Regions from separate parts of the Homo sapiens genome. Here region 1 is linked to region 2. A link is an interaction called in ENCODE POLR2A ChIA-PET data of the cell type or tissue named here. Cell type or tissue: B cell. All regions are shown on one strand.

Region 1 (5,000 bases), 1.3 Mb after region 2:
AAAGAGTTGGGGGCTGAAATCCAGCCTATGCTTTTCTCATCAGGCCTGCATCCACCTGGAGAAAGAGGCATCTTTTCTAATTTGCACAAAGTTATCACAGGGACTAGCAGTGGTCCTATGATTAGAGTTGGAGTTGAGGTGGAGATGGGAAGGGGAGTTTCTTTAGCAGAAAGTGAGATTGTGAGTTCGGGGATGGAGGATAAGGGCTATGGAGGGAGGATCAGGGAGAAGTGCTGTGGTTGGTGAACGTGGAGGTGGGGCAGAGAGCAGTGGGAATGTGTCAAGGGAGGTTGGTGGTGAGAAGGGCGGGTTCATGCTGACAGTGGCCCCTTTAGCTGCGTTCAGGGTACCCCTGGGAGTGGTGGTTCTCCTGCCCCCCAGCCTTGCTCACTCCTGTGGTGTAAGCAGTGGCCTCTTTGGAGTGGCTCCTTCTGCCAAGTTCCCCTCTTGGGAGAAATGGCAAGGGGTTAGGTTTTCTCCAGGGCCCTCTCTGAGAGGCTGCAGGCTCTGTAGTGGGTGTTGCCTTACTACCGTGGGCCTACTAGAGAGGCATGGACCCTGCCCTCAGGGAACTTGCCATCGAAGGGAGCTTTTGTGCACAGGTCTAATGCCAGTGGCCCTTGTCTCCTGGGGCAGGGTCTGTGGGTATTGCAGACAGTCTGGTTTCTGTGTTGGGCTCAGTCTGGTCTGAGGCGAAGGCTCTTACCCTAGGACCAAGGACTATGAGGAGTCACAAAACTGGGCCTCGCTGGCCCTTCAGAGGTAGAAGATCTGTTGGGGACAGATTTCTGAGGACCCCCAGTAGCCAGGGAGGATGTGGGAGCCACTGAGGAGGAAAACTCGGGACGAAAGGCTTCTGCAAGGATGAAGGGGAGGTGGGCAGGCTGGAGGTTCTGTGGGAGCAAAGCCTCCCTTTCCCTTGGTCGGGGGGTGGCAGAGTGAGGGGACTGTAGGAGTGGGCATTGGGAGGGGCTTGCTCTGTGTGGGGGACCCACAACCCATCAAGGACTGGACCTCTGGAGACCGTTTTGTCTGCCTGGCCCCACTGCCAGCCCGCCGCTGTTCAGAAGCAGCCCTTCCCATTCTCTTGGATCTTCTGAGGAATCCCACGTTCCTTCTGTCTGACTCGAAGTCCTTCCTACTGTAGGCCTTGCTCATCCCCCCATAGTCCAGCTGGCACAACGTTTGGATGGCAAACCATTTAAATGGCCAAGCCTGCCCCGGCCACTCTGTCTCCTTGGTAGTCCCAGTTGTGTGAGGATGGGGTAGGGTGCAATTAAGCCCTGGGGCTGTCCTCTCTGCACTGACAGCTGTAGGAATGTCATCATGCCTATGCCAGGTACTCCCACTGCTTTCTTCCAGGGTGCCCACACTCCTGTTCTTTAGAAGAAAGGGACGGCAGGAGTCTGATCATCTGTCCGATGCCCACACAGTGGCTGTGCTGAGTGACGTGTTGTTTTGAGGATGTCCCTACCCCCTGGTCTTGCCGTCGGTCTCCAGTACCCAGCGAAGCAAGCTGTGGGCTCTGAGGAGCTCACACCAGGGAGGAGCTGCCCTGGAGTGGAGCAACAGCATGTCCTCTCCCCTGTGTGACTGCAGTGCTATAATAATAATAACAGAAAGCTGGCATTTCTTGAGCTCTTACTGTGTGCCAGAGACACCGCTCTAAGTGCTTACACATATGTATTCGTTTTCTGTAGTTGCTGTAACAAATTATCACAAACTTTAAACATTGAACTTATGGCATAAAGCAACACAAATGTATTATCGTGTAGCTCTGTGGTAGGTTAGGAGTCTGACACAAGTCTCACTGGGCTAACAATCCAGATGTTGGGGCCAGGCGCGGTGGCTCACGCCTGTAATCCCAGCACTTTGAGAGGCCAAGGGTGGGGGGGGGGGGGGGTGGATCACAAGGTCAGGAGTTCGAGACCAGCCTGGCCAACATCGTGAAACCCCATCTCTACTAAAAATACAAAACATTAGCCGGGTGTGGTGGTGGGCACCTGTAATTCCAGCTACTTGGGAGGCTGAGGCAGGAGAATCGCTTGAACGCAGGAGGGGAGGCGGAGGTTGCAGTGAGCCAAGATTGTGCCATTGCACTCCGGCCTGGGCGACAAGAGTGAAACTCTGTCTCAAAAACAAAAACAAACAAACAAAGATCCAGATGTTGGAAGGGCTGTGTTCCTTTCAGGAGGCTCCAGGGGTGATTTCACTTCCTTGCCTTTTCTGATTTCTGGAGGCCACCATCTTCCTTGGTTTGTGACTCCCCTCCCCACTCCATTTTCAAAGCCAGCAAATAATGCATCTCTCTCTCAGATGCTTCTTCTGTTATCACCTGTCTCTCTAACCCAGCCAGGATGGGGTCTTTGTTTTAAGGACTCATATGATTAGGTCGGGGATACCTAGAGCATCCAGGATCCTCTCTCCATATCAAGGGTCATTCTCTAAACACATCCACAAAGTCCCTTAGCCACGCAGGGCAACGTATTCACAGGTCCCAGGGATTAGGGTGCTGACAGCTTTGAGGTCCATTATTCTGCCTACCACAACATACTTGAAGTTTTTCACACAAAAGATGGATGTAAGGTGGGTAATGTTATTACCCCCATTTTAAAGATAAAGACACTGAGGCACCGAGAAGCTAAGCAACTTGCCCAAGTTTACTTTGACAGCAGCATATTCAGGATTCAGATAGAGGCAGCCTGACTCCACAGTTGTACCTCAGTCACTGTCACAAGGAAATGTCCAAATTTCACATGGTATAAGGCCAAGTCCCCTGTAGGTCAGCGGAGCAGTGGAGGATCATGTATTTATTGAGCACCTACTATGTGCCAGGCCCTAGGAGGGGCTCCCAGAGGTACATGACAGAGCTCCAACCTGAACCCAGGTCCCAAGCGCATCATCTGTCCTCATTCTATTATTGTGTGAAAGGCCGCGGGACCCTCCTGCAAAGGTGAAACGGGAGAAAGGACGGAGCTTCAGTGGGGGCTTGTGGCCCAGGGTTCTGGATTGGGCCCAGGAAGAGGAGGAGAGAGGTGGGTGCCCTATACCTTGCAGGACCCAGCCGGGCCAAGTCAGAGCCTGCAGGGGCTGACTCAACAGGCTGACTGTGCCTGCCCGTCCATCACAATGGGGAATGGGCCCTCCATGAGCCTGAGACCTGCAAATCATAGAAATTAAGAGCAATTAGAGAGGGAACCGGCAGCCCCTGGCAGCACTTCCGGCCACAGAGGCAGTTCGGCAACTTTATGGGATGTTTCCTCCCATTTTGTGGTCCAGCTGGGAGGCAGAAACAAGCCAGCTCAGCACAAGGCCTCCTCAAGGTGCTTTAGTGCAACTTGAAGGTGGGACCCACAGCCCCTCCACAACCTGCCTCCCGCCCTGCCTTCCCATCCTGGGGCCCTGTCCCAGCCTCGCCCTGAGGGTTTCTTTTTGTCTGTGCATCGGCTCTGTCCTCTGCACTAGACCTCTGGAGAGCTGTGTCTGGGGACCTGCAAGAGAAAGAGAAACAGTCAGGGTCACCTTGACGGGCTGTGGCACGTGCTGCCTCCGCTCCTGTGTTCTCTCCCTCTGCTCTACCTCACCTGGCCCAGCTGGAGGGGTCTTTCCACTTCCTGGCCAGGGGCAGCTCTTGAACAAACCTTCCTCTTATTCCCCTTGCCCCCTAGGGAAGAGGTGGCTCAGCTTGTGGAAAGCATGCAGGCCAAAGTGGTGGAGACCCCATGGGTTTCAGGTGGCGGCACCAGGATGGTGCCATTGGCTAAAGGCAAAAGCTAGAGGAATTCTCTAGTTTCCCAAGTACTTTGCTGCCTTTAATCCTTGCCTCTTGCCTGTGTCCTTCACCCCATGCCCTTTCCTAAGCTGTGGTGAGAAGGACAGAGAAGGGCCTGTGCTCCTGGGAGAGGGACTGGCTCTGAGAAGGGCAGAGGTGTCTCTGGAGTAGGTGGAGGTGGGAGAGGAAGTGGGGTATCTGGGACAAGGAAGAGTCGTGGTCTGTATCCTTCTCTGGGTGGAAGCTATGATATTGCAAGGGCACCCTTTGCCCCCCTCTGGGGCCCGTTTTTTTAGGATAGGCCCACTGTGCTGGGTCAAGGTCACCTGGAGAGAGAGACCCGAGTGGAGGGGCTCCTCTGCTGCTCTCCACCACCCTTCCTGAGGCCTCTGAGCTGGCCATGAGCTGACCCTTCTCCTTCACCTCTTCCATCACTGTGGGTGGGGCAGCCTTGGACTCGGCCATACCTGACTCCACAGCCGAGGGGTGTCTCTTGATGGGGGCAATAGGGCTGGGTGAAGAAGAGATACGGAGTGGGACAAGGCAGTGCCCTGCCCTCACTAGTGTGGGCAAACTGAAGGGGGAGGGAAGGGCAGACTCCAAGGGCAACCTAGACCCCTGCATCCTTGGAGACAGATGGGTCAGAGAGGCAGCCTGTGGAGCAGCAGGCGCCACCAGGGGTGCAGGGTTGCAGGGTTGCTCCACCACAGCCTCAAGTCTGTCCCGTCCTCCCCCTGGGCCTCTGACTGAGGGCTGCTAAGGCCGTTCCCAGCGCCACCATTCTCTGACTCTCCTCATGGTGACTCTGCCTTATGCCCCATCTAACTGGCCTTGGGCAGGTGGCTTAGCCTCTCCGTGCCTCAGTTTCCTCACCTGTAAAATGAGAATAACAATAGCATCTACCTCATAGGTTTATTATGAGGATTAAATGATTTAAATATATAAAGTTTATAGGCTGATACCTGTCATGTAGAAAGTGCTATAGAAGGATTGTCTATTATTATAGTCACTCATGTTATTTCAAAGATCATAATCAAGCAGACCTGGGTTGGAGTGCTAGCTGTTCTACTTAAAAGCTCTGTGACCTTGGGAAAGTGGCTTATCTTTTCTGAGTCTGTTTCCTCACCTGTAAAATAGGTATAATAATAATAATCACAACAGTGACTGCATGAAGTTGTGGTGATAGAATGAGACACCTGGAAACATTTGCTGAGCAAACAGTAAAGCA
Region 2 (5,000 bases):
TAGTAGGAGAGCGTGATTTTTTTTTTTTTTTTTTAATGTTTACTGGTCATGTATGTACCAAGAGTGGGAGTTGCTCCTTCGTTGCCTTCACAGCTAGTCCTAAGATTGGCAGAAGGTAAATGAAGGAGGGAACACAAGCAGAGTGGAGTGCACGAAGCCTCCGAGTAGAAGTCAGTGGATGTGGGCTCTCATCTCCGTTACTGAACAGTTATGAGACCCTGGGCAAATTCACTTTTAACCTTAAATTTCTGATCTGTAAAATGAAAAGTTTGGACTAAATAGCTCATGAATCTGTTCTGTGTCAGTATTATGATTCCTTTCTGTTGTATTAAACTTTTGGTCAAATCAGAATTTCTTATTCTGAGTTTATTTCAAAAGTCAGAGTCAAGTGAGACGATTTGATAATTTTTGTTTTTTTTTTGAGTCAGGGTCTCACTATGTTGCCCAGGTGCATCTTGAACTCCTGATCCTCCTGCCTTAGCCTCCTGAGTAGCTGGGATTCTGTTTGGTAATTTTTAATATCAGATTATACATTTGCCTATATAACTGGCATTATTATTAGGAGGAGAAATTTCAACTTGGAAAGTTTTCGTTGTGTGGAAAAAACATAAGGACTTTGGGGAAGTTGACCAGTTTCATTTATAAGAAAAATGAGGATAAAGTTTTTACACATAGTTCTGAGAACCTACAGAATCCCAGGCATTATCTGGTGTTTAGAGGCCCTCTTGTTTGGCTAAATGTGTTGTCATTGTTGTGAATTCCAGACTATCCAAAAGAGAAGTTATTTTCAGTCTAGGTGGTATATTCCTGTAGGTGTATGAATTTTGAATGAAAAGAAAAATCCAATACATCAATGTATTTATAAATCTGAAGTGATAGTACCTACTTCATAGGATGTAGTTATTAATATGTTCTGAAATGGTTTATACTGAGCATTAGAAATTCAGTCTTTAGAACTTTTCTTCCTCTGTGACTGAAAACCAGATGACATGTCCCCATCTTTCACTTCCATTTAATTATCTTAAGGCACATACTCCTGGAGGAAATCATCATTCACACAATAGTGATCCATCTTCTTATTGGAAGTTGAGAGAAACTATTCCCATCTTGACTTAATTCTCATCTCTTTGCTCACCTTAGAGCTGTCCTTCCGTGGGGCAGCTGTGCAGACTCTATACCAATTGCCTCCCTTACCCTGTGGCTAGAGGGGGTGGCAACAGTGCTTTGCTTGCTCAGAGGCATAACAGACTGCAGTGCCTCTCTCTTTTGGAAACTCGCTGTGTTTTAATTGTAGGTCTCCTAATTAAGATCTCTTTGTGCCTGCCCACATTCCACTAGTGTTGGCACAGAGCTTCAGCTTCCTTCTAGCACTTAACTGAAGGCCTTCAATCGGGCCTTTTGTGAATATCTTGTCTCTTTCCATTCTTCCTCTGCCAAGGTGGAGAGCCCAGTGGCATAGACCTTTGAGAAGGGGGAAGCTTTGTGACTATCACTACTTTGGGAGGAATTTATTCGAGGATTGCTGGGATGGGACCTTCCTTTGTTTGCATATGTTATTTTCAGGGATTAAGAAAGGTTAAATTACTAATGAGTCTGGCATGATGTACCTACATTTTAATCAGATTCTTAACCCTGTAGGCACTAGTAGGAAAGAGGATGCCACAGAGTTCACTGTTACAAAGTATTTCCTTGGATCTTATCTAGACTGGTTTATGAAACTTGATGAGTAAAATATTGTCGTGGAGTAAATCTCAGACTCGTGATTTTTGTGGACTCTGAGGTTGTTGAAGACAAGACAATCAGATGAAATTATTGATTGCTCCTAAGTTGTATCGGCTTTGAGACACAGACTGAATTAAAGTTAGCTTTCAGATCTGAGTTAACTTTTGATTAGAAAGACTTTAGGAGGTTCTGGAAATTGTTGAGTTAATTAAGAATACCCTTGTAGGCTCCACTATTTCTTGAGATTTTCAGGAATTGTCTAGGCTTCTAGAGTATTTTCAGAATAAGATAAAATAGCTTTTCTGGAAAAAGTAGTTTGACTTTAGTTTCCAGGACCTTCGTATTCAAAATACAGTATGTTCTTTACTAGATCTACATGTGGCATGCTAGAGAAAATGCTATCTTTTATTAAGAAAAAGGAATCTTAAGTCCTTTACCTGGACCCAGATGGCTTCATTGATCACATCAGTATGAGGTTACGCAGACAAAGGGCTATTTTTGTTGTTGTTATTGTCATTTCATTGGTTGTTGAAGAAGGCCTGGGAGAAGGAAGTACAGGATCTTTTATGGCATGCATTAAATAAAGCTGGAGGCCTGCACTCTTATACCTGAGTGGGTGGTTTTATGGCCTAATTCTCTAATTGCTGGCATTTATGACAGTGTGGATGCTACTGGCCCTGTGGCTGAGGTAGATTATGCTGGGAATAGGGAGGAAAAAGGGGTCCTTTTGTTAGCCTTTTCATTTTGCCCCTCAATAAAGTCTCTGCAAAAACCCTGAGGAAATACAGAGACACTTGGACTGAGGGAATGACTTCCCATAAAATGGTTCTTTATGTTTTTAAAATGATGAGCCGCTTTTCTTGACCTATCCAAAGAAATCCATACCACCACTGTTAAATATTTCAATGAGTTTTTTACCTTGTCAGGTTACACACCAGGGGAAGCCAACCATGAGACTGTAGCTGCTGCCAAACATTCGCTTCTAAAGACTTAAGACATTTGAAAGAAGAATTTTGTTACGTGATTTGTAATTGTTGTGGATGATATAAATCCCCTTGAAGGATTAGTCCAAAACTTCTAAGAGGCCAAGCTTGGTTTAACTTTTAGATGTTGAATTGAATGTATTGCCCTAATGAGTTTTAGTTTTAAGGAAACAACAAAGATATAAGAGTTAGTTGGCAGTTTTGTGTGCAGTGTATGAAAATTCCCCTTCCCTTGAAATGAGTAGTTGTTTTTCTATTTGACAAATAGACTGAAGGGATTTCCCCAGATATCTTACCTTCAATTATTGCTGCAGCAGTACCCTGTGAAGTACCAGTGGGCAGCATCGGTCCAGTAGCATTTATTTCAGGAGCTGGAGTTTCTTCCGTATATAGTGTTTTATCCATTTTCTTGCATTTCTGGTTTTGTGTTTTGTTGGGATGTTTGGGTATAGATGTTTTGATGTCTTTCAGCAACAAAAGATATGAATCTTTCTAACATTCATACTGTTTTAGAGAGATCCACTTGTATTATCTATGCTTTGCTGAAGCATCATTGTTTCATTCTTATTTTACAGCATCAAGGTAATGGTAGCTTTCTGTCTTGAATTAGGAGAGTGATATTACTTGTGAGAAGGGTTTTGGAGAATAGTTTTTTCTTTAGGCTGTCCTTTATACTATCTCAGTTCTAAACACTAGGGAAAAGTTAATTCTTATCTCTAATAAATATCCTACACCTAGAGAAAGAAATATTTACACATGCCCATATTCAACTTCTGTCCATCCATGAGGATTGACCACTTTTTAGATCAAACACAAACATTGTCCCTAGATTATTGCCTTTAATTATAAGCAGTAAAACCTTGTGGATAACATCTCTTTAAGCTTAGCTAATGAGGAAATCCTTTTGTAATCTCTTTGGCTAGGATTTTTTATTTGTGCATATATAAATACCTTTACAGAAGAAAGGGAGAATCTCATAATCTAATCTGTAGTGGTGTGAGATCGTTTAGCATAGTAATTAAGAGTTGTTAAGACCATGGGCTCTGGATTTAAACTGCCTGAGTTCAAATCTAAGCTCAGCCATCTTGAAAAAGTTTTTTTTGTGTTTTGTTTGGTTTGTTTGAGACAGGATCTTGCTTTGTTGCCTAGGCTAGAGTGTAATGGCACAAACATTTCATTTCAGCCTCAACCTCCAGGGCTCAAGCAATCCTCTTGTCTCAGCCTCCTAAGTAGCTGGGACTACAGGCATGCACCACCACACTCAGCTAATTGTTTTATTTGTTGTAGAGATGGGAGTCTCACCATGTTGCCCAGGTTGGTCTTGAACTCCTGGCCTCAAGTGGTCCCCCTACCTCAGCCTCCCAAAGTGTTGGGATTACAAATGTGAGGCACTGCACCCAACCAGAAAAGTTTTTGAACCTCTCCATACCTCTGTTTCTTCATTTGTAACTGAGAGGTACTCATGCTTCATAGTCTCATTGTGAGGCTTAAGTGAGATCATGCATGTAAGCACTTAGCATTTTGCCTGGCACATAGGAAGCCCTAATTGTTAGAACCAAGAGATTGAAAGGAGAGCAGGGTTATAATCTTTTTTTTTCATCAAAATAACTGGTTTTTATTACATTAAGTTATACCTGTATATGTATGCATACATACACCTATTTGAGTGCTATAATCTTAGAATGTTCTTGATATTAGTCTGAGTGTCAAGTTCTTCTATAAACTAGGTGGAACCAAATTGAAGGCCAGCCACCCGTCTTGGTAACAACATTAGTGTCCAACTAAAGCATATTAAAGATAAGGCAAAAAAGAAGAAAGAGAACAAGATGGTAAATAGGCAAGTAAGATACCGAGGAACACAGTGCCTCCATGAGTTGCTAATTATCAGGCCAAGGCAGCTATAATGGGGTTGCTACCTGTTGTCTCTATAACTAGTGTTCCTGATATTTTTATGAGGAGGCACTTGGTCGTTCCTTATAACAGCTCTGAGGCTCTTCAGGGTTCTTGGGCTCCAGGTTCAGACCCATTAGTCTATACTTGATGACATTTGTTCTTAAGTGTCAGCTTGAGGAGAATGAGTGCTGGTCTACAGAGATCAATGCAAGTAACCATTTAATTATAGAAGAAATGCTGAATTGTAGGTTGCAATTTCTGGGGGTTGGAACTTGAGCAGAATGGTCAAAAGCAGATTAGAGTTTAAGAATAACTAGTAAAGAGTAGTGTGTTTAAGGAGGAAAAGTACAGTTTTGGGTTGGGCGCAGTGGCTCACGCCTATAATCCCAGCACTTTGGGAGG

The links. Peaks named below come from ENCODE experiments on the same cell type or tissue, not always from the same donor. Only the 100,000 strongest peaks of a DNase experiment are listed, where the experiment ranks them.
Region 1: POLR2A ChIA-PET joins it to region 2 with 6 read pairs; 2 of 35 experiments call an interaction of 5 or more read pairs at or near these places.

Annotation. Positions count from the first base shown.
Region 1 is chr11:119,744,951-119,749,950 of GRCh38, forward strand. No RefSeq gene overlaps it. Among named protein-coding and RNA genes, the nearest start is that of NECTIN1-DT, 18 kb to the left of the region's middle. RefSeq lists an enhancer at 2,838-3,338. In B cell, no CTCF peak of the experiment used is centred here; no DNase peak of the experiment used is centred here.
Region 2 is chr11:118,440,767-118,445,766 of GRCh38, forward strand. All of the region lies in intron 1 of KMT2A (lysine methyltransferase 2A), which reads left to right. Among named protein-coding and RNA genes, the nearest start is that of KMT2A, 6.8 kb to the left of the region's middle. In B cell, no CTCF peak of the experiment used is centred here; no DNase peak of the experiment used is centred here; H3K27ac peaks cover 3,479 bases.